Regions from separate parts of the Homo sapiens genome. Here all the other regions are linked to region 3. The links are chromatin loops, found by intact Hi-C in ENCODE. Cell type or tissue: PC-3. All regions are shown on one strand.

Evidence for each region. Peaks named below come from ENCODE experiments on the same cell type or tissue, not always from the same donor. Only the 100,000 strongest peaks of a DNase experiment are listed, where the experiment ranks them.
Region 1: it touches region 3 in a loop (11-fold over the local background); 105 of 110 quality-filtered maps call a loop at or near these places.
Region 2: a loop joins it to region 3, with 13 times the contacts of the local background. A loop is called at or near these places in 6 of 110 quality-filtered maps.

What each region holds. Positions count from the first base shown.
Region 1 is chr11:11,024,700-11,032,699 of GRCh38, reverse strand. No RefSeq gene overlaps it. Among named protein-coding and RNA genes, the nearest start is that of LINC02752, 87 kb to the left of the region's middle. In PC-3, a CTCF peak has its summit at 4,431 (motif pointing left); DNase peaks (open chromatin) are centred at 4,419, 5,269 and 7,419; H3K27ac peaks cover 314 bases; H3K27me3 peaks cover 275 bases.
Region 2 is chr11:11,697,643-11,705,642 of GRCh38, reverse strand. No RefSeq gene overlaps it. Among named protein-coding and RNA genes, the nearest start is that of MIR4299, 45 kb to the right of the region's middle. In PC-3, no CTCF peak of the experiment used is centred here; a DNase peak (open chromatin) is centred at 4,422.
Region 3 is chr11:11,784,605-11,792,604 of GRCh38, reverse strand. No RefSeq gene overlaps it. Among named protein-coding and RNA genes, the nearest start is that of MIR8070, 5.4 kb to the right of the region's middle. In PC-3, CTCF peaks have their summits at 2,644, 4,643 (motif pointing right) and 5,618; a DNase peak (open chromatin) is centred at 4,654.

The DNA of each region.
Region 1 (8,000 bases), 760 kb after region 3:
CTGGGAGACAGAGGGAGAGTCCGCCTCAAAAAAAAAAAAAAGTGAGGGCCAAAAACAGAGGCAAAAACACCTGATAGAAAAATGAATAAAGCCAAGTATGGTAGAACATGCGTGTAGTCCCAGCTGCTTATGAGGAGTACCTGAGACGGGAGGGATTGCTTGAGCTTAGGAGCTTGAGACCAGCCTAGATGACATAGATAGACTCCATCTCTAAAAAAGAAAAAGGAAAAGAAATAAAAAAGAATGAGCAAAAGTCACGAACAAACAATTTACCTAAAAAAGATATAAAATGCCCCTAAACACTTATGAGAAGTTGTTCAATTCATTATAAGAAAAATGCAAATTAAAACTACAGTGAAATGACATTTATCACCTATGAATAATAAGCAAAAATTTTAGAACTTGGCAACACTCTATGTTGGCAAGGCTGAGGAGAAACAGACACTCTTACACATTGCTGGTAGGAATGCAAAATGATACAGCCTTATGGGAAGGAATTTGGCAGTATTTAACAACACTATATATGCATTTACCTTTTGTTCCAGAAATCCCACTTCTAGGAATTTACTCTAAAAATAAGCCTGCAGAAATACAAAATTATATATGTACAAGTTTATTCACTGCAGTATTATCTGTCATTGCAAAATATTGGTAATAACCTAAATGCTCATAGATAGATTTATTGAATAAACTAAATTATATCCACACAATGCAGTGCTATGCAGTGGTAAAAGAGAATGAAGATGAAGCAATGTGGAGTGATTTCCAGGAAATATCTTGTAAGTGAAGAAGCAAAGTGCAAAAGAGTATACGTAATATTCTACCTTTTGTGTAGGAAGAGGAAATAAGAAAATTACATGTATTTGCTTACTTAGTTGTGAAAGGAAATTGAGAAAAGATAAGCCAGAAACTAATGAGAATGGTTCCCTACAGGGTAGATGGGCTGGTCTCAAACTCCTGACCTCAGGTGATCCACCCACCTCGGCCTCCAAAAGTGCTGGATTTACAGATATAATCAGCCTCCCACTAGCTGGGACTACAGGCACACCACACCCAGCTAATTTTGGTATTTTTTGTAGAAATGGGATATGCCACATTGCCTAGGCTGGTCTTGAACTCCGAAGCTCAAGCAATCTGGCCACCTTGGCCTCCCAAAGTGTTGGGATTACAGGCATGAGCCACCATGCCGGCCCAGGTCTTCTAAACATTGTTTCTTACAATAATTTGAGGGTTTCTTGAAGAAATGGCTGATTGCAAGTTTGAGCCAAGAAGGACCTGGGATATCTTAAAAGTAAAAAAGTGCTTAAAAAAAAAATGAAGAAGAAGCAGCACATCAAAAAACATAAAGGCCAGTTTGAAGGGGCTTCTCCTGGCCAAATCTGGGTCAATGTGAACATCAAAATACATAGCAATAATAATGACTTAAAACTCATTGAAGGCCAGGCGCAGTGGCTTACACCTGTAATCCCAGAAATTTGGGAGGCCAAGGCGGGCAGATCACCTGAGGTCAGGAGCTTGAGACCAGCCTGGCCAACGTGGTGAAATCCCGTCTCTACTAAAAATACAAAACTTAGCCTGGCGTGGTAGTGCGTGCCTGTAATCCCAGCTACTTGGGAGGCTAAGGCAGGAGAATCACTTGAACCTGGGAGGTGGAGGTTGTAGTGAGCCAAGATCATGCCATTGCACTCCAGCCTGGACAAGAGTGAAACTCCATCTCAAAAAAAAAAAAAAAAAAAAAACTCATTGAATAAAATAAGAATCTATGAGTGTATGCTGATATAATTAAATAAGTGAATAAACAAGTGGGAGATAAGAGAAAGATCTTTCTTTTAGAATTATGCCAACAAATTAATGTAGAAAAAATGATGGAGTTAGATAAATCGCCATTTTGCAATCATCACAGTTATTATAGATTCAAGAGTTAAACAAAGTTTATGGGAGGCTCCTGTTTTGGACGAGCCTCCTGCATCAGGACCAAGTAGACCAGACCAAACCAGAATGGAAATTTTGTGCTGAGTGCCATGCCATCAAACTGAACTTTGAAATAGGCAAGTTTTCCAAAAAACAAGAGATTCTAGTCTACCTGAGTCGGCATAAGGAAGTCCCCTCTGTTTTAACCCCATAACGAGAGCAACTTTGAAACAACCAATCCACTTTTTATTCTCTGTTTCTGCTTTCTTCAGTGCTTTTCAGCCTATAAAGTCAATCTCCTCTGCTCAGCTCATTAGAACAGTCATTCTTAATGAGATGTTGCCTGATTCTGGAATGGCAAATGGAAGTCAATTCAATCTTTAAACTAAATTTGTTGTAATTTTTTCTTTTGACACAAGTAAGAATTACCAGTGGGTGCTAAAACTAGTGGGTGATGATTCAATAAGGAACAGGATATTTGCCTAGTTTTAAAGTATCTTTCAAAAATTACTTATTAATTACACAGGGGAAAATTATAACTTACAGTAAAGAAACCTGGAGGACAACAATGTAACCAAGGGATCAATGCCACCATCACCCATGAGACAAAGCAACCACATGTGCCTTCAAATACCATGTTCTGAGAAGGACACAACATACATCTGTGAGTTTCAAGCTCAAATGCAAGATCTGAATCTCATCATAAGGAAATGTTAGACAAACCCAAACTGAGGGACAATTTACAAAATTACTGACCTGTGCTATTCAAAAATGTCAAGGTCAAAAGCTCAGGAAATATTCCAAATTAAAGCAGACTGGAGAGATATGAGAAATAAATGCAATGCTGGATCAAATCTTGGACCGGGGGGAAAATTGCTATAAAGGCAATTGGCAAAATTTGGATTTGGGCTGAAGATTAGATGACAGCATTTTGTCAGTGTTAAATTTCCCAATTTTCATCATTGTACCATGGTTATATAACAAAATGTCCTGTTCTAATAAAATACACACTGATATATTTGGAGGTAAAGGAATATAATGCCTACTTACTCTCAAATGGTTCAGGAAAAAAAACATTAATACTTAGAACAAATGATAATGCAAATAGGCCAAAATGCAAACTTGGTGAATCTGAGGGAAGGGTAAATGGGAATTCTTTGTACTATTGCAATTTTCTGTACATGTAAAATTGTATCAAAATTAAAATTTACCCCCCAAAATCTTTTTCCACCAGTAAAATTTTTTCTTAAGTGAAATTCCACCTGGAAGCCCAATGTGTCCAACAAATAAAATTGGAGTCATTTGAGTGAAATGGGGATGGTAGCTCCAGAGGTCTGCCCACAGATTCCCCTCCCACTGTCCACAGCTACATCTGAAGGGCAAGGCCATAGCAACTTAGCTGTTCACAACCAGTCCCTCTCCATCAGAGCATTGGATGTGCCTAGGGTGGCATCTCTGTCCTCACCCCTCTTCAGAGCCTCTTCCCTGATCACCTCTGCCCTCCACTTTCCTCTGAGTCACGCTCACTGTGCTAATCAGGCCTCTTCCTAATATTTATGCAAATATGTTAATTGCAGAGAATTCTCACACTGTCTGCTATTGCCTAGGGTCCATGACACTCAGAAACGTTCTTCGCCAATCACACAGGGCTTCCCAGTTGCTAGTCCCATTTCTGCTTCAGGCTGCAGCTGCCCACACCTGTATTACAGATGGACTTCAGAAGAAGGAGCTCTTCTTGAAGAAGTCAATGCACTATGCTGATCCCTGCTATCTCCTCTTGGCCCTGTAAAATACCTCTGGCAGCTGCAGTGGAACTCTTTGGCATTAAGCAAGGAAAAGATACTGTATTCATTCCTACTGCAACAAACTACCATTATTATGGTGACTTAAAACAACACAAATTTATTCTCTCACAGTTCTGGTAGTACATAGCCCAAAAACCAATTTCACTGGGCTAAAGTTGGGGTGTTGACAGTGCTAATTCCTTCCAGAGGCTTTGAAAGGAGAATCTGTTTCCTTGTTTCTTTCAGCGGCTGGTGCCTGTCTGTCTTCCTTGGCTTGTGGCCTCCTCCTCCATCTTCAAAGTTCATCAATTCAATCTCTGCTTCCACCATCATATCACCTTCTCCTCTTCTGTGGAATCTCCCTCTGCCTCTCTCCTATCAGGACACTCATGATTACCTTTAGGGTCCACTCAAAGAACCCAGAATAATCTCCCCGTTGCAAGCTGCTTAATCACAGCTGCAAAATACCCTTTGCCATATTATAAAGTAACATTCACAGGTTCTGGGGATTCAGAAGTAGATATTTTTAGGGGCTACTATTCAGCCTACCACAGAGACCTAAATTGATTGCTGCCCAACAGGTTTTCCCTGTTACTCAAATTCCCCAGCCTTTATGATGATTTGCTGTCTTTCATTTAATTATTCCCCCAGGTGCACTGATTTGAGTTCAGAGTAGCTCGTTTGTAACATACACTGCCTTCGTTTTGCTGCTCTGCCCTATTGTGCCCCCTGCCGGCAGGTGACACTACAGAGCTTGTACCCGCACAGCCCTCACCTCATACATGCCCATTGTCAAATGAATTGATGGATAGCCCTAGCCCTGGATGGAATCCCCTGAAAGCAACAGAAAGGGGGTTGAGCAAGAAGATCCTCCACTGTTTTCCAAGCCTCTAGCTGGGGCAGATTGAGGTCTCCCTGGGAGATCTCATCAGCAACAACCACACTCATAAATCAAAAAGGAACTGAGCCACAGTGCTCCTGGAGAATGAAAGGGAAAAAAGAACATTGGTTCATGTTTGGGCTGATTCTAAACTATATGGGAATGAAAGCTTTGGGGGTGATGAATTTCCCTTTAATGCTGTCACATCTGTAGTCCTGGAGGTTTAACCTCTGATTTTTGGCTGTAAAACCAACATTATTTCTGCAAAGTTGACACCAGATGCTGCCAGAGAGATATAGCTAAAGTGATAAAAATCTATTTAACAGATTTAGTGAAGCAAATACAAACTAATTAACAATTTTAGAATTGGGATTAAACACTAATTCTTTTAAACCATAAAAACTGAGATGAACAAAAGGAAAAAAAAATCTTCTCCCTCTGAATAACTCAAAGGAGCCATCTGTTTGTCATTGAGAAAATGGCCCAATTGATAAATTTTGAACAAATTCCTACTTTTTTTCTGGATTTGAATGCATTATGGACAGCCAGCCCAGAAAGAAGGCACATTACTCCCTGGCTAATGTGTCAATCTGGGCTTCCCTGAAGCTTCAGAAAACAAGCTATTTGTGTACTGACTCAGAAATAAGGAGGCAAAGACTAAAATGATATCTTTATGAATCATGCTTGAGGCATATGTTTTTGACCATTAGTAAGAAACGATGGCCTGAGGTTCCTTCTAGCTTTCTCATGCAGTAGCCATTGGTGAGACACAAATTCTTCATTAGCATCTCTCAACAAGGGCTGAGGAGCCTCTCTGCTGCCATTCTAAGACTTCCCAGAATGGCCAAATTAGGCCAAGTCTGAACCATAAAATTGTGGAAACTGGACTTGCTGACCTCCCGTCTCCCCACCTGGATGTTCTCAGCCTCAATATGCAGTTTAATTCTAGAACGCAGGCTATACAATTAATCCCATCCTAATCAGGGTCGGGCAATGAGGAGAAATTCTGTTTACTCTGGTCGCAAATTCAGTTGATTTGACATCAAATCTGATTGTTGGACCCCTTCTGAGTGTCCCCTGGGAAGAACTCAGATCTATTGTGAGCTACTTGAGGATGGAGATCTTTGCATCCCTTGGGCCTAACCCAGAGGCCTGCATATATAAATGCTCAATTAATAATAATAAATTACCACTTGTTGAGTGCCAATTATGTGCCAGACACTGTGCTATCCCGTTTAGTCCTCTCAATAACGCTATGAAATAGGTGTTATTATGATCCATGTTTATGAATAAGAAAACTACATCTTAGATTAAGTAATTTGTCTAAGTTCATACAGCTCCTATGTGGCAAGATTAAGTTAAAACTCAGGCCTGTCTAATTCCAGAACTGATCTATAACCACTTACACATATTCTGCCATATGCATGTACACAATAAATCATTCCTTCACATTTCACTGTATTCTAAAAAAATGTTTGTGATTACTTTTCACAAATACAGCTAGTAGAACTCAATTGGGAGTATTGAGTTTCAGGAAAAATAAGAGTGGAAAGTCAAATTGTTAAGTGCATCGTCAGTCCAAATGAGGTCAGTGGCAGCACTTGGGGAACAATCTGAGGTACTCCTTGAGGTTTGGTCCTTGGACTCTTGAAGCAGGCAAGGCTGTGGACAACTGGTTTGAATGGGACAACTGCCAGAGAAAGTCCCATCAAGCTATGATGACCACAGAAAAGTTGACCAAAGACCATGGAGGGTGACCTGCAAGTGGACCAAGCCTGTCAATAGGATTTTGGGAACAGATCCCACAGATCTGGTACCATGCTGCCTCATTTTCTCCCAAGTGGGTCAGTGTTTGGAGTCTAGAAACAACATGTTTTAACAACTCAAAATTCTTCATTGGGTTGGGGCGTTATCAAAGCCAGTTACAGCCCATATCCTTTTTATCTGCCCCTCCTGTAAAAGGCAACCAAGCTCATGGATTCCTTGTAGTTGTCTGAACGTTTCCTTGGTCAGTGTTCCTTCTTTACTCCAAAAGACCCTTTACAACTAGAAATATAGGCCATTCTCTTGGGACCTCCTAATGGCTATTATCTAAAATTCTCCTGATGATACAGATACACACTCAAATATTAGAATAGCATAAACATTTTTCAGACTAGAGTTTCCAGTCTGTGCTTCTGGACAATGAGCAGCCAGATTAGACCCCTAATTCCTAAGCCTACCACTGGGCAGGACGGCAAGTGGTCACTATCAGAGAGGCATGGCAGCACCATACCAGATACAGAATAATAGTTGAAGAGCAGAACGCGAATGAGCAATTAAGTTGCCTCAGTTTGCCAGTAAATCTGAGAACAGACCAACTTTGCTGGGATATAGATTACAGCAGGTAGAAACTGATTTTGTCACCCTCTGGCAATTTAAGCCCCTGATCTTTCCCTCAATTCCTGCCCCATATCAGGGAGCTAGTCATGCCATTGGGCTTTTCATGCCAGTATTTCTCAAACTAAGCCCACTGGACATTTTCTCTGAGTTCATGAGATTCTGATATTGTTTTTTTAATTTGTTTTCATATTGATGAAAATATAAAAATAATCAATATTCATATCTTGTGGGTCAACTGAATGACCAACTCAAACCACAGAATTTCTATGTCCACATGTAGATTTGTGTTTATGACAGCATAAGGGTCAAATAGAACTGCTTTAATTCTCTCAGACTAGTGAAAAATGAGTGTGATGGACTTCAACACAAACAATGTGATCATTGACAAGTGAGGAACAAATGACCTCACAGCATCCTGTAGAAACAAAAGTGTCATGATATTTAGGATAGAGGAAGATGGAAGACACACTGAGTCATCATGCGGCATGCAGCACATTCAGCAGAGTCGTGGCCAACTCACACAAACCTGTGCCATAGCCCCAGGACCATATCCACATGGCAAGAAATGATTTTGTTTTAGCAAACCAACATCATTGATCCTATTAAAGATTAATCTTAATTCTATTGATTTTGTGGATTTGTTTGTATTTTATAAATTCATAAAAGCTTGTCTAAGCTTTTATGTTAAATGTTAATGTTTACACAGTATTGCTTATACTTAAATTTATACATGGGTTATGTTTTTAAGATTATACTTAGTTTAGCATCTGTGTATATTTAAATTAATTATGATAATAAAATTATTTGTCAGCATTGTTTTCTTCTAAAAAGAGACTATGCATCATTCAAGCTGGAAGCACTATTTATTATTCTCTGAATATTACATCATCAATTTCTCTAATACAGTGGCACTTGCCCCCCATTGGTCAATGGGTGTGTCTAATGTATTCTAATGGTTAGACTAACTTCTTTACTTTGTTCTGGCCTCCTTGTTCAAAATCCATGCTCCTGAAGAATGCTGAAATGATCAGTAGTGTTAAACA
Region 2 (8,000 bases), 87 kb after region 3:
AAATTAGGATCAGAGGAGGTTTGTACCATTATTCTAAGATTCCTCAAGGAGGGCAACAGAAACAAATGTGAATCTCCAACCCAGGTGTAGCACGGGTAGGTCCACGCAGCCTCGCTCCCTGCTCTCCCTGGGTCTGAGCACAAGCTGTTGAGTGCTTGTTCTTAGGGGAGACTGGGAGCAGCTGATACATCTAAACAAAACTCCAGCAGGAGCTCCGGCTAATTGCTGATTCTTTCCTCCCTCCTTCCCTTTCTCCCTCCCTCCCTCCCTTCCTCCCTCCCTCCCTTCCTCCCTTCTTTCCATACTTATTGAGCGTGCAATATGTGCTAGGTGCTGTTCAAGACACTGAGTAGACCATACAGTGTGAACAAAATAGACACAATTCCATGTATCATGGAGTTGACAGTCGAGTAGGGGATATAGACCATAAATATGATATTATAAATTATGAAAAGTTCGATGGAGAAAAAGAACAGGGTGCCGTATGAAAAAATAACATGTTTTATGTTGGGTTTATGAGGAGGTAAAAGCTGACACCTGTGGAATAACAAGGAGCCAGTCACTTGGAATGATGGGAAGAACATTCCTAGGCTGAGGGAACGGTATGTGCTAAGTCTCCATGACAGGAAAATGCTTGAGGTTTCCACTCCAATTCAACATCTTCCATAGACATTCTCTGACTGCCTACTCTGTGGCAGGCTGTGTGCTACGGGATAAGAAGACAGATGAACAAGGCATGGTCTCTACATTTAAGGGACTTATAGCTCAGTGGAAAGATAGTGTATGAAGAAATAGATTGCAACAAACAAAGTTTAGCAGGACCCCCGAGGGAGCAAATTTAATTTTGCCCAGTGTATAAAAGGGTGTATATGTAGGGGGTGATCAGAGGCCTCTGCAGAGATTCAGAATTTGAATGATGACAGATGCTCTCTTTGACATCTGGAAGTAGACAGTGGAGAAAGTGCCACAGTTGCCAGGAACCACATGTGTAAAGGTGTGGAGGCATCAGAGTGCTTGGCATGCTTGGGGGATAAAGAGTTCCATGTGTCTGGGGCCTCAGATGGGGGCATGCACTATGATGGGGCTGTAGCTGGAGATAGTGTGGAACTGACAAATGAATGACGCTAGGGGCTCTCTCTGGGTTGCCTGGCAATGGAGTAGCTCAGATGGACAATTCTCTGCTCCCCAAAGAGGCTGCAATTCTCATGGGACCTGGATAGGCTCCAATCCTTCCTCAGTCAGAGTTAACTGTGCCTGAATTTAATTTTCCAAGGAGTGGCAGCTCCCAGGGCCTCTAGGTGCTAGTCAGCTGGCATTTATCAGCAATCCCCTATACACCCGCCACTTCAGCCTAGAGCCCTTGGTGCCTGAGTTCTAAATGTTTATTATTTCCCCACTTTCTGGGGCAAAGCCACTTTCACATTTGTTCCATATAAATAAAGAACAAAAAGGGGTGTAGAGCCCTCTGATGACAAATATAGATAGACACAGCTGTGTTGCAGCCCAAACATCCCTCTCTGCAGGGTGCCTAGAGAACCAGAGGCCAGATACACCTGTTGATTCTTTTTCCTGTGAGTTCCAGATGCACCAAGTGCTGCTTGCTTTGTCTTTCTCTTCTCATCCCAAATGGGACAGCAGGACAGGGGAGAAGGTGAAGATGAGTCTCTATGTGTTGGCGAGGCTAGGTGTAGAGGGTCTTGTGGACCATGCTTAGGAACTTGAACTTCATCCTTGGAAGATGAGGAGCCAGAAGAGGATTTCTGGTATGGGTGGACGATGATCAGATCTGTGTTTTTGAAAGATTTTATTGTTGGCTAACATGGAGGATGGATTATAAAAAAAAGATATTAAATGCTGGAGTTTACAGGAACATTGGTGTCCTGAGGACCAGGGGATTTGTCTCTTTTGTTCACTACTTTATTCCCAGGGTCTAGAACAGTGCTTTCATGGTTAGTACTCAATACATATTTGACAAATGGATAAGACAAGTCAGGACGCTCTTGCCCTGGAACAGGTGAGAGATGATGCTTTGACTTGGTCAGTGGCCTAGGGATGGAGATGAGTTAGCAATATTGAGACAATTTGGAGGAAAGGCTTGGGGTGGAGGAGCACAGCTGGAATATCAGCTAAAATTGGTTTACTTCTTCAGCCCAGTACCAAGCACAGAGAATTCATCAGCCAGGCACAGAGGTTAGGACTCTTGGGTGACTTGAGATTCTTTATTTTCCATGCTGTGTTCAGGTTCCTAGCCCAGGGAGTTGTTGGCTCCATGATGAGCATCTTTTCCAGGAAATCTGGGTTAAGTACCACCCTGCCCTTGGTGAACTCTGTTGCACTATGGCTCCCTGGTGCAGCCACCTAATGAAATTGTTAAGTTTGCTGTAGTGCAGGCTAGAAGAGCTACATTCAGAATTTCTTTCTATGACATATCTATTTATTATTATTATTATTATGTTTTGAGACAGGGTCTCGCTGTGTCACTTAGGCTGGAGTGCAGCTCACTGCAGCCTCAACCTTCCAGGCTCAAGCGATCCTCCCACCTCAGCCTCTTGAGTGGCTGGGACCACAGGCGTATGCCACCAGCCTGGCTAATTTTTGAATTTTTTGTAGAAATGGGATTTTGCTATGTTGCCCAGGCTGGTCTCAAAGTCCTTAGCTCAAGCAATCCACCAGCCTTGGCCTCCCAAATTGCTGGGATTACAGACATGAGCCACTGTACCTGGCTTATATTTTTCTATTTAAAATTGAAAGCCATATTGTTAAAACATTCTTCCTGGATGCTTCTAAAACTCAACCTCTCATCCTGCAAAGGTACCTTTATAATCCATGCGAAAGAATCTCCAAATCTAGTCTTTGTGTAGGCAGACTGTTATTCTAGGTTTTACTCATCTGTTTGGTTTTTGTGTTTTTCAGGGTGATTTTGGCTGGTCACTACCATCATGGCCTAGAGCACAGTATCCATCTTAGATAGCATCTCAGTCAGGTTCTTAGTTGCAAGCAACAGAAATAAATTTTGGTTAATGTAAACAGAAAAGGGATTTTAAAATATTGTTTATTGTGGTAAAATACACATAACGTAAAATTTGCAATTTAGCCATTTTTAAATGTATAATTCATTGGCATTAATTACATTCATAATGTTGTACAACCATCAATACTATTTTCAAGAAGTGTTTTATTACTCCAACAGAAACTGTACCAATTAAAAAGTAATTTCCCATGCCCCCATACCCTCATCCCCTGGTAACCTATATTCTACTTTTTCTATGAATTTGCTTATTTTAGATATTTTATATAAGTGGAATTATACAACATTTATTCTTTTGTATCTGGCTTACTTAGCATAATATCTTCAAGGTTTATCTGCGTTATAGCATGTATCAAAACTTCATTCCTTTCAATGACTGAATAATATTCCATTGTATGTGTATACCACATTTCTTTTTTATCTCAGAAAGGGAATTTTTAAAAGGCTATTTAGTAGGTTCTGGAGAAGGAATCCTGGAGCCTATATAGCCAGTGTGGGGCTGTGAGTGGTATGGGGGCTTTGGAATTTCAGCTGCACCCCCTACTGTGCGATCTTGGGTAAATTACTCTAAGCCTCAGTCTCTCATCTGTAAAATAGGGATGAAGAATGTTATGCAGATTATTTATTTATTTGAGACAATTTATGGAAATCACTTAGCATAAATTATGGCACCTGAACTAAAAAAGTGCTTATAAACGTTACCGATTATTATGGCTTGTAAAAATCATTGTTTATGCTCCTACTTTCTAATACAAAATCAGACAAGCAGAATTTTTTTGAAAACATCTCCTGACGAAAAAAATAAAACTAAGTTTTTTTTTGAACGTGTTTTCAATCGATTTTTTTTTCTTGGAGTTGGAACTTCTGAGGAAAGGAAAAAGGTTCTTCACCTGACGAAAGAGTGAAACTACCCAGGCCAGTCTAGCCTTATGCCCTCTTTAGACTGGGGGCAGCCTTAGGGCTTCCCTTTCCAAGTACAAGCCCGCATTCTGGAAACACAGAAAGGCCAGGTGGCTGAAGGCAAGGATTGATTAAAGAGAATAAGATATAGTTCCTTTTGCACACAAAGTCCTGTTGACTCTAACTGGATCCCTGAGGGTCTGGGCCCTTGTAGCGGGAGCCAATTATAGACTGGGAAGGTGTTATGATCCTTTGGAAGTAGATGGACCTGGATTCCAGTCCTGGCTCTGCCATTTACAGGTCAAGGTTCCAGTTTTATAGGGCTGAGAAAGGTGAGCTGTGGTCACTGCAGAGGAGTGGGTAGCACAGAGGAGAGCCACTGTCTGAGGGCACTGTGGACAGAACGGCCTATGTGAAGCCTGGAGCAAAACTGGCATACCAGACTGCAGTGCTATTTCTGGATAATTTGCTCCTCCCTCTGGCTCTGCGTGAATCAGCTCATGCATCCTTTGGTGTGGTCTTTCAGCGTCATCCTCAGCAAGGAAGGAGCAGGACAATTTTTCATTCATTACAGGCTGAGATCCAGTAACTCCGGGTAGAGTCTCAGGCTCAGTAGAGCAACCTTGAAATGTAGTTCTGCCTTCTGATTCTCAAAAATGTTTTATTTATTTGTGAAATTGATTGTTTTTTGGTGTAAACCTTGTTATAACAAAATGATCTTCACCCACAATTCAGATGCCCAACAAATCACACGTGTATGTTGCATTTCGACTTTGCTGTTGCCACTGACCAGCAAGGCTGTGGGGGTGCTGGCAGTACAGTTATAAGGCATTTTCTGAGGCTTATGGTGGGTACTCCTAATGGTTCTTACAGGATTAATTGTAATAGGACTTATAGGGCTGAGTTGTAATAATGACTATAAGAATGATGTTCTCTCATGCCATACAGATCACTTGACTCCATCACTTAATTCATTCTTTTCAAAAACATTTCGTGTCTGTCATGTGAAAGATTAGCCCCTATTTTACAAATGTTGACACTGGAACCCAGATATTGGCTAACAGACTGTCCATTTTGGGCCAGAATCCATATGTTCTGCCTTCTGATCCAGTGGTCTATTTATTTCTCCACTGTGAGCTGGGCAATGCGGGAATTCCAGATTTTTTTGATTTAGTAGTTTGTGATATGGTCCCAGAGAGGCCACTTGTCCTCCCTCCACCAGAAAAGGAGCAAATCTGTTGTCAACCTCTTGCTGTCTCCAAATTTCCAAAGAAGTAACTCAGCCAGAGTAGAAGCTTGAGTCTGGTTTGTTGGCAGTGGAGTGTACAGGTGGCTCCTTGCCTTGTGCCCCAGGGTAGCAGTAAATTGATATTTGCTGGTCTCCAAGCCTCTGGAAGAGACAGAAGAGGAGGGTTGGGAAAGTGACACTTTCTGTAAATAACCACACCTGGTTCTAAGAGCAGAAGGATTGGCATGTCCCTGTAGCCTCATCAATTACCATCAAACTTTTGCAAAGGGAGCCCCAGGGGAGAGAATCTCTTCACACTCTTATGATTATTTATAGACACCTCACCCTGTCCACACTCTGGGGGGGAATATGGTTTGCTTGGCAGCAGCCTCCTTCCAGATGTGTTTATATTCTTACAGGCCCAGTGGAATGCATCCTTCTGCCCCTGCATTACATGGAACAGAGGGGATGGCAGACACTGGGATATAGTGAAGATATGGAAGGGAAGGCATGAGGCAGGATCCCGAATTTCTCAGTTATGTGCATATATCTCCCAGCAAACACTGAATGAATAGCCACTTTGCTGCCAAAGAAGGCAATTCAGTGTAGCGGTTAAATGAACATGCTTTGCAAGCAGATGGGCCTGGATTCAAATCCCAGCTCTTCCATTGATGAGCTGTGTGGCTTCAGTTAAGTTAATTAATATATACCCAAAGGATTATAAATTTGCCTCCGTTTCCTTATCTGTAAAATGGGATAATAATACAGCCTCTTAGGGTTATTGTGAGGTTTGAATGCAAAGGCCTTAGCAGTGCCTGACACACAGTGGATTATTAGTATTATATGATGGCTATTCTTACAAGATGCCACTAGGTACTCTGTGGTGTGTGTGTGTGTGTGTGTGTGTGTGTGTGTGTGTGTGTGTGTGATTTTGATAAAAACAGGCCTGGAGAACAGAGATGATTCAGGCAGTACAGGCAGGGAATGTTCAGTGAAAAAGTCAGTGTTAAAACCTACAGAAGGAGAGCTCTCCATGGACTAGATAGGCCAGGTCAGAGGGGGCAGGTAAGAGGAAGGAAAGGTGACTGAGCTGCCTGAGTGTTTGAGGGATGTTATTGAACACGTCGGCAGGGTGCTCACTACCGTCAACCCAGCCATTATGACTGGGAGTTAGCAGAATGCCCTCGACTAGCTTTAGGAAAAGCCATTTTAGCTTGGGCTATCAGTGTTCAGCGGAAAGGTGTAGTAGCATCCTCTCCAGAAGGAGAGTTTGTTGATGTGCCACACTCTGAGGGGGGCATATGTTTAATAGCTAATCTGGCCCCTGGCAAAAGTGAGGCTGCCCAAAGTGACTAAAGAAAAAGATACATTTTGGGATGAGTGATCCGTGCTTAGTGGATTTTCCCACTCGTTTATTTGCTTTCAAAGGTCTACCATTATTTATACCCGAAGCATAATGATTACTCACTCTATGAATCTCTTGCTTTAGAAATTGTAAAGATAAATTTAAAAATTCACAAAATTTTAAGAAAATAGTATAATTAACCCCCACGTGCCCATAACCCAGCCAAAACAATAAACTCACAGCTACTTTTGTTTTATCTACACTCCCCACCAGATTAATTGAAATACCTCCACAATGTCATATCATTTCACTTGTGAATATTTGTGTGCATTTCTAAAAGAAAAGGATGTTAAAAAAAATCATAATAACATTATCACAATAAAAAAAGGACAATAATGTTTTAATATCATTAAATGTCCAGTGTTCAAATTTCTACAATATTTCATATTTTTTTCAGTTGGCTTCTTTGAATCAGGGTTTACATAAGATTCACACACTGTAACTGGTTGATATTTCTTAGTCTCTTAAATGTATAGTTTCCTCAGCCCTGTTTTTGTCCCCTTGTAATTCATTTGTTGAGGAGAGCAGGTCATTTTTTATTTTCTAGATAAGATTGCATCTCTATGGTGCCCTTTACCATGCTCCTTTGTCCTCTATATTTCCTATATAATGGTAGCTAGATCTAGTGACTCGGTCTGATTCAGCTGTACTTATTTACTTGTAAGTCTACATTACAAGTATTATCATGTACTTCCATCCACCAGCCTATAATGACTGGTTGTCTGTTTTTGTAGTGGAACAGCCATTGATAATCATTGCCAAGAGCCATAAATTCTGTCATCCCTTCTTCATTTATTGTATAGAATAGTTCTATAGAAATGCTTTTTTTATCTGACCAACCATCTGCTACTTTATAATATAATTTAATCAGGAAACACAGGTTAAATGTTTGATTCTTTCCCTGTATTTACCAGTATTTGGATTAGTGGGTTGGTTCCCTTCCATCCTCCAGAAGTGATAATTGAGATTTTTCTGTTTTATGGTATCATTAGGAACTCATGAATGGGAACGTATTTGATGTGTTGCAGTTGCAGTTATTATCCTTTTTGATGCTCAGATTTTCCCATGTCTGGCCAGTGGGAGCCTCTTTCCTGAGTTGCTTCCTGAGTCCTGACATGACCCTGACCCTGGTAGTCATTGACAGGTTTCCTGCTTTCTGGAAAGAAAAGATGTCCAGGCTTGGTTGTAGAAATACTTTTAAAAGATAAAATATATTATGAATTTATACTGATATTTTTAATTCAAATTTAGGATTACAAGACTTTGCTTAACTTTGATTTGATTTGGAATTTTTTCCTCTTATGCAGAGAATCTTGGTTCTTAATGACAAGAACATAGTTGCTTATTTGCTTTATTCTATTATATATGTATGCATTTAGAAACAACACCAATACTATCATCACTAAAAATAGTTACTATTTTTATTATTTGCAGTTCTT
Region 3 (8,000 bases):
AATAACATTCAGATTCAGATAGATTTTGTTTCCTCCATGGAAATGATCAGTGCTGGTCAGAAACCAGTTTTAGGATCAAGAAAACAGTGAATCTGCTTGTTAAATAAGAACTCAAATTTCCCAAGATTTTGCCAAGCATGGATATGTCTTATTGTTGATTCTACTTATGCCAAGACAGCTTTTTTTAAAAGTAAAAATAAGAATAATTTGAACTGTGTAAAAATCTGATTTCTTCAATTGACTAAGTCTTTTACATCATATCAGTCAAAATTGTTTTGATTCAGCCTTAATTAGCCTCCAAGGTTGTGGTATGGAGCAGTGGTGTGAGGACTAGGGCTGGAAGCAGAAAGACTAGACTTCCAACACTGGTTCTATGATTAAAGAAAAAAGAGAAAACTATAAAATTAGAAGTGATAGAGATAAAAACAATTGTAAGGGGTATTACATGCATCTTTATGGCTATACATTTGAAAACAGATACAATAGTTGATTTCTCAGCAAAAAATACATCTTCAAAAGGAGTAAGCTGAAGTAAAAAATGTGACTACTAATTACCACACATGATGTTAGAAAAGTCATTACAAAGCTATGATTGAAGAAAACAATAGGACTAGACAGATATACAAGTGAGTTTCATCTCATTTTTAAAGAACAGGTAATTCAAATGTTTTATGCACTATCTGGATCATAAACAATGATCACATGTTATTATAAATGTAAAATTTCTAAATTAAATATTAGCAAGTAGATCCTAGTAATGTATCTAATGAGTATTAAAACAAAAATAGTTTACTTCAAGAATGCAAACATAGTTTAATATTAGGAAATTGACCAACTTTATTTATTTATTTATTTAGTTTTTGAGAGAGTCTCTCTGTATTGCCCGGCTGGAGCGCAGTGGGATCATCTCAGCTCACCGCCACCTTGGCCTTCCAGGTTCAAGGCATTTTTGTACCTCAGCCTACCGAATAGCTGGAATTCCAGGCACGTGCCACCATGGCTGGCTAATTTTTGTATTTTTAGCAGGGACAGGGTTTCACCATGTTGGCCAGGTTGGTTTTGAACTCCTGGCCTCAAGTGATCTGCCCACCTCAGCCTCCCAAAATGCTGGGATTACAGGCGTGAGCCACCGCACCTGGCCTCGACCAGCGTAATTTATTAATCAACAAGTTAAACAGGTTAAAGGAGAAAAGTCAACATATAAATTAAAACAGATATTTGCTTAAATGTAGCAATTATTCATAATAAAAACTCTCAATAAAACAAATATTATTTACCAAAAATTAATAACAAATATCCCAAATGGTGAAATGGTAAAACCAAGTTCAACTAAGAACTTGACAGGAAGGCCTGCTCTTGCTGTTATTAGTTAACATTCCTTGGAAGTCCTTGCAAATATAATAAATAAATAATCCAACTGGTCAAAATCCTGAAAAAGAGGAGAAAAATAATCTTTTTTTCCTGACCATATGGTTATATATATAGAAAATCCAGGACACTATAGTAAAAACCTCCTAGAGGTAAAAAAAATTTAGCTAGGTGTATAGATGCAGGATAAATATACAAAAATCACTAATTTTTACCTAGTATTTAAAAAGCTGCAAATGGAAATGTTAACAAGTATTCAATTAATAACAACAAAATTATAGAACAGAAGGAAATTTAACAAGAAAGGCATAGGACTTACATGAAGCAGATAATTCATTAGAAGTTATATAGCTTATAGAAGGACCTAAAACAAGATATAAACAAATAAAAACACTATATTTTTGGATAGGAAGACATTATTAAAAATGGTCAATTCTTCCAAAATTTATATATATATATGTTTTATGTTGTTCCTATTAGGATCCCAGTGGCTTTGGTGTGGGGGGATTTGATAAAATGATCTTAAAATTTATATAGAAGAACAAATGCCCCCAGATGGCCCCCCAAAACATGATAAAAAGACTAGTGAGAGTTTAAAAGGTTTCAGAGCATACTAATAAATTAAATATTGTATTGGCATTGGAACAAGTAACTAGATCAGTAGAAGAAAATAAAGACTCTGGAAGTAGATTCTGGAATATATAAGCATCTTGGTAGTTAAGTTCAGTGGGAAAGTATGTTTCTATAATAAATGATACTAGCACAACTGGCTGTCTACTTGGAAGAAAACTTTGGACCCATATGTTATGCATATTAAAAAATAGGTTAAATAGAGACATATAAACTAAATATAAAACATTAACCAATAATATCTTGCAGGATAATCTGGGGGACTACTTTCCTAGATTTTCTAAGAATGCGAGATGATGGGGGAAGACTCTTTTAACAAGAGGTTAATCACATTTAACCACATAAAAATTCACACCCCTGTATTGCAAAGATATCATAGGCAGAGTCAATAGACAAGCAAGTGATTTGAAAAGAATAACTGTACCGCAGGTGACAGGTAGAATATGTGTAATGAAAATATACTATAAACTCTTACAAATGGCAAGCAAAAGACAAATATCCCAGTAAAAAATGGCCAAGTATTATAAATAGGCACTTTGTGGAAAAGCAAATTCAGTTGTCAACAAACATAGGAAAGGTTGCTCAAATTTATTAGAAGTTAGAGAATGCAGAGTAAAGTAATACGGAGATTATTACCCCGTCAGACTAGTGGGAAGCAGCAGTCATGCCGCCTGCTGGTGAGATGTAGGGAAAAGGCCCCTGCATAATTTTGACCAAGGAAATGTAAATTATTTCAGTCCTTTTGGAAAGTAATCTGACAACTTCTTTTAAAAATAAAAAGTGCTGGTGGATTCCTTCCACCTAGCAATCCCTTTCATAGGCTTTCTTTTCTATGCATAAGCCCAGTCTGATTGAAAGAGATTTCTGTAAGATATTATTCAGTGAGAAAAACAAGATGTCAGGAAATGTGCATAGTATGATTAGATTTTTGTAAGACAATCAATGAAAAGCCTCCCTCAATATGAATGTGAGTATGAGAGATTAAATAAATATGGAGAAATATATGGAAGGATACATGCTAGGCTATTGACATGGATTTTCTATGATATAGGGGGGAAGGGAAGAATTATAGACCCAGTATAACTTCTTGAACCATTTTCTATACAATACATTTAAGTGATTTCTTATTTTTCCCAATTTAAAGTTTTATTCTACTGAAGTTGTTTCTACTGAGGTCAATTTTTTCCACATACATTTTTTTTAAGGCTCAGTAATTAGCATTTTTTCTTATCTTGTTTAATTATTACTTTTACTATTGTGAGTTTTCTTCTTGGCCATTGTTGTTAGCAAGTACAATTCTCCTGGGTAAAATTGACAGGTAAAAATTTGTAAAGAAAATTTTATTTTTTTTAGACGTGGTCTTGCTCTGTTGCCCAGGCTAGAATGCAGTGGTATGATCTTGGCTCACTCAGCCTCCCAAATAGCTGGTACTACAGGTGTGCACTACCACACCTGGCTAATTTTTGTATTTTTAGTAGAGACAGGGTCGCGTCATGTTCCCCAGGCTGGTCTCAAACTCCTGGGCTCAAGTGACCCACCTGCCTCGGCCTCCCAAAGTGCTGGGATTAAAAATTCTATTCTTTTATATGAAAATTTTTAGTTCGAATTTTCTATTTTCAATATTACCTAAGATGTAGGATTCTTTTTTTATTTTTATTTTTTGGTCGTAACAAATTTTACTGTTTGAAGCTTTTGCCATTGCTAGTTTTACTTCGAACAGATTCTTTCTGCAGGTAATATTTGTTAAGAATTGGATGAGTTAGGGATTTTATATTTCTTGGCACAGAGAACAAAGCAAATGAGAAGAGCAGAAATGTGAGATTTAAATGTACCATGGAATGAAAATATATTTGGGGTCAAAAAGTTAGGGTCAAAGTGCTTTCCTCTGTGCCTGGCACAAGCTAAGTAAGTGCTTGGTAATTACTAATTATTAACATTATTACTTTAAGGTGTAAATCATTCTTTTATTCACTCCTGCTGCTCTATTTAGCCATCCTAGTCTATGCAATGCTTTGTGCTTTGGTTTAGGGAGACAACAATTTTTGTGGCTCCAGGGCCAGGGCAGAGTAACCTAAGTGAAGCAGGTCAAGGGAAAGGTCCGAAAGGGAGTGGTAGGGAGTGTGTCACACTGGTGAGGCCATGCTCAGGCTGAAGGGAGCAGTTGCTCTGGCTAATTGCTGTCATGAAGGAGTGTGGATCTTGTGTTGCTATATCTTTAGATTTTACAACATGCTGAAAATATCCACGTTTTTAGGTGAAATCTGATATTTATGTGCTGGTGGGTAATTTGAATTTTATTAAACACAGTGTGGGCCAATATGATGCAGTTTGAACAAAACATGTCTGCAGGCCGCATGCTCGTTTCGAACTCCCTGGGCAACTCAGCCCATAGCTGTCCTCATGTTCCCAATGCTGGGAGCTGTGATCTATTAGGCAGACGTCACACTGTCTGAAAAATACCTCCTGCCAAGGAAATTAGGTTGTGAGTCAACCCCAGGATCCGATAAGTCAGGGGTGCACTAGGTCTAGATCTGAAGGATGGAGGCCAGGGGGAGTGTGTTAGGGAAGGAAGGATTTGCCTAGATGCATCTGAGATTGTCTCCCATTAGTATCAGGGCATCCCCTTGAAATACCTGTGTGGGTTGTTGGCTGTCCAGCAGGTGGCAGCATTAGAACAGAGATGGGCCAAGTTAGGCCCATAATATTTACAACTCCGTCCTTCCTTATTTGCGTATGAATAAGGGAAGAATAGATTACTGCAGATGAGCTTTAGAGGGAAGAAAATTATTTGCCATATATTTTTAATTAAAAAATACTTAAGCCCCTACTCAGCGCCAGCTACTGCGCTGTGCACTTTCTCAGCCATCATCTTATTGAATCCTCACAACCTGTGATGTAGGCAACCCTTTCCCCCATGGTGAAGATGAGGAAATTGAGTCCCAGAAGCTGAAGGAATCTATCCCAGGAAGTACAGTTTCTGAGAAGCAGAGCTGAATCAGCAAGTAGGGCTTTGGTCTTTTCACAGAATCACACCTGATGCTGCAAGCCTTGTGGTCGTGTGGTCGTGTTGCTGTCTCAGTTCTGTTAACATTTGCCTAATGATCCTGAGAAACTTGGTCTCTGTTCTGGGACAGAGAAAGCAGAATGCCATATGTCTATCACATGGCAGGGGACATTTGCTCTAGACACTCAACAAGGTGGCTGTGCCCCAGAGCTGGTAATTGAGAGAAGATTGATCCTATTATGGAGCAATGCTGCGTGTGCAGTCTGAGAGTGGATGTGGACATTTGATGTGTTCCTCCTTTTCTAGATAACATCTCCTGTGACAAGCACAGATTGCTGTTTCCTTTATTTCTTACTGTTCAAAGCATTGGCATAGAAAATGAGTTATCTAAGAAGCTGAATGTTTCTTGTGATAAATGTGAGGGGCCGACCATCATTCCAGCCATTCAGTAATTAAGGCTGCAGGATGCTTGCATAACAGACCTATCCCTTGCCTATTTCATACGGTGTCAGATTGTGTTTGATTAATAATGATTAATCTCATGATTTTGTATAAATGGCTTAAATCTGTGAAACCATTTGCCAAATAAATTAGATCCACCAGCAAAGTTCAAAATTTCTTCCAGCAGAGGCAGTGTTGGGTAGAGAGCAGATTCAGAACATCCCCACTTCCTATGTGACCTCCTGCAAGTAACTAGTCTCCTAGGGACTCTGTTTCCTCATCCGTAAAGTAGGGGGTGGAAAGGATGACATCAAAGGGTCCTGCCTGCTTTGAGAGTCTACGATCTTCTGGAGTCCGAGTGGATCTGCATGTGAACAGAGGAGATCCAGAGATGGGCACCTTCACAAGAACGATCCTGTCACTGGCTAGTTGGAACCAACTAAAAGGACACTGTTAAATGACATTTAGAGAACATGGGTTTGATCAGACAGTTGTGATCCAAATCCTGGCTCTGCCAGTTGCTAACTGTATAATAATCTTCGAAAGTCACTTAAATGCTCTGAACCTCCACTTTCTTAGTAGATAACCCGAAGATATGCTGTGGGTGCTAAAAAGTCATAGTTATATCCTTGACATGTGTTAGCTGCCTAATGAATGGTAACAATTTTCATTAGTCATTGTTGTGGGTTGAATTGCATCACCTGACAATTCGTATGTTGAAGTCCTCATCCCCAGTGCCCTACTTAGAGAGTGACTTTATTTGGAGATAGGATCTTTATAGAGGTAATCAAGTTAAAATGAGGTCATTCTGGTGGAGCCTAATCCAATATGACTGGTGTTTTTATAAAAAGGAGAAATTTGGACACAGAGACATGCGTGAAGAGAAGACAATGTGGAGAGACATAGGGAGAAGGTGCCATCCGTGCCAAGGACACAGGCCTAGAACAGATCCTTCTGCACAGCCCTGAAAAGGAACTCACCTACTGATACCCTAATGTTAGACTTTCAGCCTCCAAACCATGGACAATGAATTTCTGTTGTTTAAACCAGCAGTCCCCAACCTCTTTGGCACCACGGGCTGGTTTTATGAAAGATAATTTTTTCACCAGGGTTGGGGGGTTGCAGGGGAATGGTTTCAAGATGATTCAAGCACATTACATTTATTATGCACTTTATTTCTATTATTATCACGTTTAATATATAATGATATAATTATACAACTCACCATAAGGTAGAATCAGTGGGAGCCCTGAGCTTGTTTTCCTGCAACTAGGTGGTCCCATCTGAGGGTGATAGGAGACAGGGACAGATCATCAGGCATTAGATTCTTTTTTTTTTGGGAGACAGAGTCTTACTCTGTCGCTGAGGCTGGAGTACAGTGGCGTGATCTTGGCTCACCGCAACCTCCGCCTCCCGGGTTCAAGAGATTCTCCTGCTTCAGCCTCCCGAGTAGCTGGGATTACAGGCATGCACCACCACGCCCAGCTAAATTTTGTATTTTCAGTAGAGATGGGGTTTCACCATGTTGGCCAGGATGGTCTCGATTTCCTGACCTCGTGATCCCCCTGCCTCTGCCCCCCAAAGTGCTGAGATTATAGGTGTGAGCCACCATACCCGGCCTAGATTCTTATAAGGAGCATGTAACTTAGAGTGGTACTGGTCTGTTGCCTGGGGGTTGGGGACCCCTGGTTTAAACCACTCAGTTTTTGGACTTTGTTTCAGCAGCCCTAGAAAACTAATATAGTTATTTTCATGCCATTCTGTTGCCACCTTCCCCTGTTCTGGATGTGCCTTGTAACACCTACTAAGTAACTTGTAACACCTAGCAAGTCTGTGGTCATGGCTCTATGTTCACTGCCTCAACTGTTCCAGAGTGGTCAGCAGGCCCTTGGGAAGTCATAAAAATAGTATTTATTGACGTTTTCAGTACTTTATACACATTTCATTAGATAAACTCTCACAACAACTCTCTGAGAAAGATACTATTATTGTCCCCATTTTATACCTGAGAAAATTGAGGCACAGATATGTTTAGTAACTTATCTCACATCTATGAAGTGGTACAGCCAGGAGGTGAATAGGTCCAGACACTTTGACCCCAGAGTCCTTGACCTTCGTTCTCACAGTGAGCTCTTAGTAGCCCCCATGCAGACAAGCTTAGAGATGACTGGAGTTGAAGGAATAGTAAGTCTGGATGGCCACTGCTCATCAGTAGGACTCTTGGCAGCAGGATGAAGCTGAAATCTCCATGCCTCTGCAGTGGCCTCTGAGGATCTACCACATGGCATCACTGGAAAATGCTGGACAAAATGCCCTGCCCTGCCATCTGCAGATCACTGAGCCCGCCAAGGTATCTCACTGGTCACAGCTCAGAACTGTTGCTCTCATTTTAGGTTCTGTCCCTTTTATCTTTCAGGCTTTCCCAAAGCTGCCCCTGATGAGTTTTTTGGTTTTCTGCCCACGGAACTCATGTAGAGAACCACTATGGAGGTGCAGAATGCCATAACAATGAACAGTGTGGGAGGCCGCAGTGGCACAGTGGCTCACGCCTGTAATC